2 separate regions of the Homo sapiens genome follow, and region 2 is linked to region 1. A link is a contact called in ENCODE Hi-C data. All regions are on one chromosome and are shown on one strand. The core of a region is the stretch at or near the end of the contact, and the rest is flanking DNA. Distances in the headings are between cores, read along the strand shown.

The links. Hi-C counts contacts between places; a loop is a spot of excess contacts on that map. Pooled maps may share reads with other maps.
Region 2: a map of naive thymus-derived CD4-positive, alpha-beta T cell shows a loop between it and region 1 (3-fold over the local background). The contact joins the promoter of CDKN2B-AS1 here to the enhancer-like site in region 1. A Hi-C loop is called at or near these places in 2 of 168 maps with a recorded cell type or tissue (Calu3 and naive thymus-derived CD4-positive, alpha-beta T cell) and 8 of 50 pooled maps.

What each region holds. Positions count from the first base shown.
Region 1 is chr9:21,575,427-21,578,126 of GRCh38, reverse strand. No RefSeq gene overlaps it. Among named protein-coding and RNA genes, the nearest start is that of MIR31HG, 17 kb to the right of the region's middle. RefSeq lists a silencer at 1,098-1,147. Within about 2 kb of position 1,371, at least 10 of the 41 ENCODE cell types and tissues checked have a DNase peak (open chromatin) inside an H3K27ac peak, as active enhancers do.
Region 2 is chr9:21,993,341-21,996,040 of GRCh38, reverse strand. CDKN2B-AS1 (CDKN2B and CDKN2A antisense cis and trans regulatory RNA 1) reads right to left here and starts at 1,250. Exons shown (of 19, transcript NR_003529.4): 1 at 880-1,250. It overlaps LOC124902130 (a long non-coding RNA gene), which reads left to right and starts at 2,013. Exons shown (of 2, transcript XR_007061436.1): 1 at 2,013-2,155. It also overlaps a transcript of CDKN2A not described here. RefSeq lists silencers at 797-996, 1,317-1,576.

The sequences.
Region 1 (2,700 bases), core at 122-2,621:
TATATAAAACTACATGACAGTATGATTTCAACCATGGAAAATGATACTTAGTGAAAGATGTCAATAGCAGTGATAACAATGGTTATCTATGCTTATTTCAATTATTTTTACTTGCTTCACTTTGTTTTTCTGTATTTTCCAAGTTTGCTGTCATCATTAGAAAAAAATTATAGAAGAAAAGAGAAAAACCAGAACAAAAGCAAAACTCTCATCATATAGGCTCAATTAGATGCAGAAAGAGAAGAGAAACTTAATGCTGGGCATCTCAAGTTGACGTGAGTTTCCTTTGTGGTCCAGCTTCTGTATAGCATATCTAGCATCAAAAATCCAACCCAAACCAGGTATTGATTTTAGTCGACCACCAGATCTATCTGATACAAAACAGAATGACAAAGTGACCATCCAAGTAAATACATCATTAGGATGCATCAATCTAATGTCCAGAACAAAGGAGGTGATGGCTCAGCCTACTGTGGACTCACCAGCCCCTGTCTGGATGGTATGGTTAGCGCTGTGCACCTGAAACAGAATGGTGAATAACTACAGTCTGTCCAGAAGAGGGTAGCCATAATGGCAAAATGTCTTGAAACCCTATGACATTGCTGCTTAAAACTCCTCCCTGTTTTTTTATTATTTTTGGAAAAATGTCCCTAAGTCTACAAAACCCAGCTTCATCTGGGAAGACCCTCCCTGACTCAAAAGTCTATTCATGCAGTTTTTGTTTCAATTCCTTCTATAGATCAAGTTACTCCTCACTTCAAAACTTAGAATCCCCTGGCTCGTACTTTGAATTATTTTTTGAATGAAGGAATGAATTCTGTAAAGCCTGTCTGTATATTTTTATGATCACCCTCCCCTTCTACATCTTAATTTCTACATAATGTTTAGAAAATGAGATTCTAAATCTGAAAAAGAGAAAACAGGTGGGAGAGGAGGGGATATGATTCCTTCTGTTTAACTCCATTAACTAGAATTAAGATTAATTACAGTTCTAAAACCATAAGGAAGAACGTTCTAAAAACTACATTTAAAAACTAGTATTGGTGCAAGGAACTCCCCTGTATGAAGTGTGTGCAAGTCATATTTGAGCATAAGCATGGGTTGGAGTTATCATAAAGGGGATTTTTCTGTCAGGTAGCTGAGTTTCATTACTCTCAAGAAATTACTTCAAAGTACGTGATTCTGTGACTTAGCAATCTCTTTGGCTATAGAGGCACTACATAAGGAAGAGAAGATTTAAGATGACAGGAGGCATAGAGCTAAACAAAGAAAAGCTTGGGGAAAAAAAGGAAATGTAACACTGTCTCAAAACATTTGATCTCATCATTTCGAGCCTTCTCTGAGGCTAGGGTTGGCAGGCCTCCCAGAGAAACCAAAACAAAGCAACGTAACAGGGCACCACAAAACAAAAGGGGACCTAAGCTGGGCAATGAGAAGATGAAAGCACTGTGTCCAGATTCACTGAAGAGAGAGACGAGATATGAAAGGCAGCCTTTCTCTTTAGGGTCCTTTTCAATTCACTTAAAAGCACACCTTTGAAATGAATGTCCTCAGCAGAGAGAGGGCCGTTCCCTGAATCCAGAAGTTGAGGCGTTAATTACCATGGCTAAAGGAATGTGTTGAAATGTCAGTGCAACTGCTTTCTCTATCTTCACTATCCTTAACCAAAAGTTGTGTCATCAGTCTGGAATGAGCAATGCCTGCTCAACAAACCCAGCTTTTTTCCTTCTCTTTGTATTTGCTTATTCACAGTTCAGAAATTGTCCAGTGACCTTCTTACTGTCTAACCAAGGGAATTCATATTGTTGTGGAAAGGAAAACAACTTCCATTTGGTTTGAGTGAAAGATCCACATGATGTTTCTGTTTGAGACGTGAAAGATGAAAACTGAGCTATACTGTATAGCTTAACCTTATTAAGGGGTGATTTGTTTCCCAGCTACAGTGTGGAAACTCCTTGTGAGGTAGAACACAAATGTTTTACCTTTTTTGACTGCTGCTAAAAGGTATTTATGTTTTTTGGGTGCTATGATGTTTATTGGGTTCTCACTATGTTTCAGGCAATGAGCCGAGTGATTTGTATGCATTATGTCCTAAATCCTAACAATAGCCTGGAAGTAGATCCAATTATAGCCCTTTTCACAGAAAAAGCCTAGAGCGGGTAGGTTGCTTACTTCAAGTCTACAAGCTTCTAAGAAGCAGAGCCAGTTATATATTTGAGAGTTTCATATATTTGCACATCACCTGTCCGCTGTAGTTCAGCATAAAACATTGTCATCTGCTGCTATGGACAGATAAATATCCTTCACACTTCTTGTTCATTATGACAGAAGCAGGTACAGTAAAAACAAATGATGTTCAGAGAATGGTTCATATCAACTGTATACTCTTTTTTGCTGTAAGAATTGGGAAAGGCCAAGGTGGGCGGATCGCTTGGGCCCAGGAGTTTGGGACCAGCCTAGGCAACATAGGGAGACCACAAATCTACAAAAAATTACAAAAATTAGCCTGATATTGTGCCATGTGCCTGTAGTCCCAGCTACTTGGAAGGCTGAATTAGGAGGACTGCTGGAGCCTGGGAGGTCAAGGCTTCAGTGAGCAGTAATCATACCACTGTACTCCAGCCTGGGCAACAAAGCAAGACCCTGTCTTACACACACACACACACACACACACACACACACACACACACACAAAATTGG
Region 2 (2,700 bases), core at 1-2,500, 420 kb before region 1:
CCACTTCTTCAACTAGGCCACTAGGCCCAAGCGCATGAACAGGAAGCCACTGAGAAGCGGGCCACATTTCCAGGTTCCCGGAGCTGGGCCTAGTCCCGAATCCTCTGGCACACACCCACCCACTCAGGCCGCGGGTCCAGCCCGCGAGGTTTAGGACGGATCCAGGCAGACCGCAGGCTCCGGGTCGGGGCACCGGGTCAGCGCGCCGGCCTGAAGGCGGCGTCCTGGGCTCGACTTCCCGCGCGCGGAGAGCCGGCGAGCCCGCGTCCGAGTTCCTGGACGAGAGCCGAGCCTCGCTTAGACCGCGCTCAGGACCCGGCTCCTCCGCATTCTCCGGCTGCCCCTGTGTCCTCGACTCACCCCTCCTTTCTGCCGCTCCTTCCTTTCCTTGCCCTGCTTTTACTGTTCCCAAACAGGACCGCTTTTCCTGTCTCCCAGCTGGAAAGGAGGAAGGGAGAGAGTCCAGAAAGGATCGGTGATGTGGAAGAAAAGGGGAGGAGGGGACATGGAGGGGGAGACCGGAGAGAGAACGTACGCCGAGGAGTCAGGCGGCGGGATCAAGGGGAGTCGGGGTGTCTGGGCGCGGGGCAGAGCGTGGAGGCGGCAGCGGCCAACGGTCGCCAAGACAACCATTCTACGCGAGGACGCGGCGACAGGAGGGGAGCGGCCAGCAGGGGAGGGGAGCGCGGGGGAAGAGGAAAGAGGAAGAAGCGCTCAGATGCTCCGCGGCTGTCGTGAAGGTTAAAACCGAAAATAAAAATGGGCTAGACACAAAGGACTCGGTGCTTGTCCCAGCCAGGCGCCCTCGGCGACGCGGGCAGCTGGGAGGGGAATGGGCGCCCGGACCCAGCTGGGACCCCCGGGTGCGACTCCACCTACCTAGTCCGGCGCCAGGCCGGGTCGACAGCTCCGGCAGCGCCAGCGCCGCGCCGTGTCCAGATGTCGCGTCAGAGGCGTGCAGCGGTTTAGTTTAATTTCGCTTGTTTTCCAAATCTAGAAGAGGAGCGGAGCGGCTTTTAGTTCAAAACTGACATTCAGCCTCCTGATTGGCGGATAGAGCAATGAGATGACCTCGCTTTCCTTTCTTCCTTTTTCATTTTTAAATAATCTAGTTTGAAGAATGGAAGACTTTCGACGAGGGGAGCCAGGAATAAAATAAGGGGAATAGGGGAGCGGGGACGCGAGCAGCACCAGAATCCGCGGGAGCGCGGCTGTTCCTGGTAGGGCCGTGTCAGGTGACGGATGTAGCTAGGGGGCGAGCTGCCTGGAGTTGCGTTCCAGGCGTCCGGCCCCTGGGCCGTCACCGCGGGGCGCCCGCGCTGAGGGTGGGAAGATGGTGGTGGGGGTGGGGGCGCACACAGGGCGGGAAAGTGGCGGTAGGCGGGAGGGAGAGGAACGCGGGCCCTGAGCCGCCCGCGCGCGCGCCTCCCTACGGGCGCCTCCGGCAGCCCTTCCCGCGTGCGCAGGGCTCAGAGCCGTTCCGAGATCTTGGAGGTCCGGGTGGGAGTGGGGGTGGGGTGGGGGTGGGGGTGAAGGTGGGGGGCGGGCGCGCTCAGGGAAGGCGGGTGCGCGCCTGCGGGGCGGAGATGGGCAGGGGGCGGTGCGTGGGTCCCAGTCTGCAGTTAAGGGGGCAGGAGTGGCGCTGCTCACCTCTGGTGCCAAAGGGCGGCGCAGCGGCTGCCGAGCTCGGCCCTGGAGGCGGCGAGAACATGGTGCGCAGGTTCTTGGTGACCCTCCGGATTCGGCGCGCGTGCGGCCCGCCGCGAGTGAGGGTTTTCGTGGTTCACATCCCGCGGCTCACGGGGGAGTGGGCAGCGCCAGGGGCGCCCGCCGCTGTGGCCCTCGTGCTGATGCTACTGAGGAGCCAGCGTCTAGGGCAGCAGCCGCTTCCTAGAAGACCAGGTAGGAAAGGCCCTCGAAAAGTCCGGGGCGCATTCGGCACTTGTTTTGTTTGGTGTGATTTCGTAAACAGATAATTCGTCTCTAGCCCAGGCTAGGAGGAGGAGGAGATAACCGCCGGTGGAGGCTTCCCCATTCGGGTTACAACGACTTAGACATGTGGTTCTCGCAGTACCATTGAACCTGGACCTCCCTTCACACAGCCCCTCAATCGTGGGAAACTGAGGCGAACAGAGCTTCTAAACCCACCTCAGAAGTCAGTGAGTCCCGAATATCCTGGGTGGGAATGACTAAGACACACACACACACACACACACACACACACACACACACACACACACAGTAGGAAAGGTGTATTTCAAGCACACTTTCTTTCTCCTTGGGGAGAATTATTGCTAACCATCTAAGTTTTCTGGAGGCGGCCTTTTTTCTCCCCAGCCTCCCGGCGGGGTCACCCTCTCCCACCTTCCAGGAGAGTGGAGGACCCGTGAGATACGGGGCACGCAGGCAGCGACTTCCTGAAATGCTAACAAGGATCGTAGGATCAGTTACTGCTGCGAGGAGCAAGCACTTGCTTCTTGGGGGAGTTTTGCAGCCAACAGGGAAATGGGCTTTCTTTGTGAGTTAGAGGTAGAGGTCCGGCGGCCTGAGTGATTGAAACTGCTCGGGACAATGCTCGTATGTTTAGCAAACGACAGAACTGTAGAACTGTTCCTGAGAAATCCCAACTGATAGTATTTTAGTCATCTCAGACGACAGTTAGCACAGTTTAAAAATGAGGCCTACTTCTTGAAAAACAGA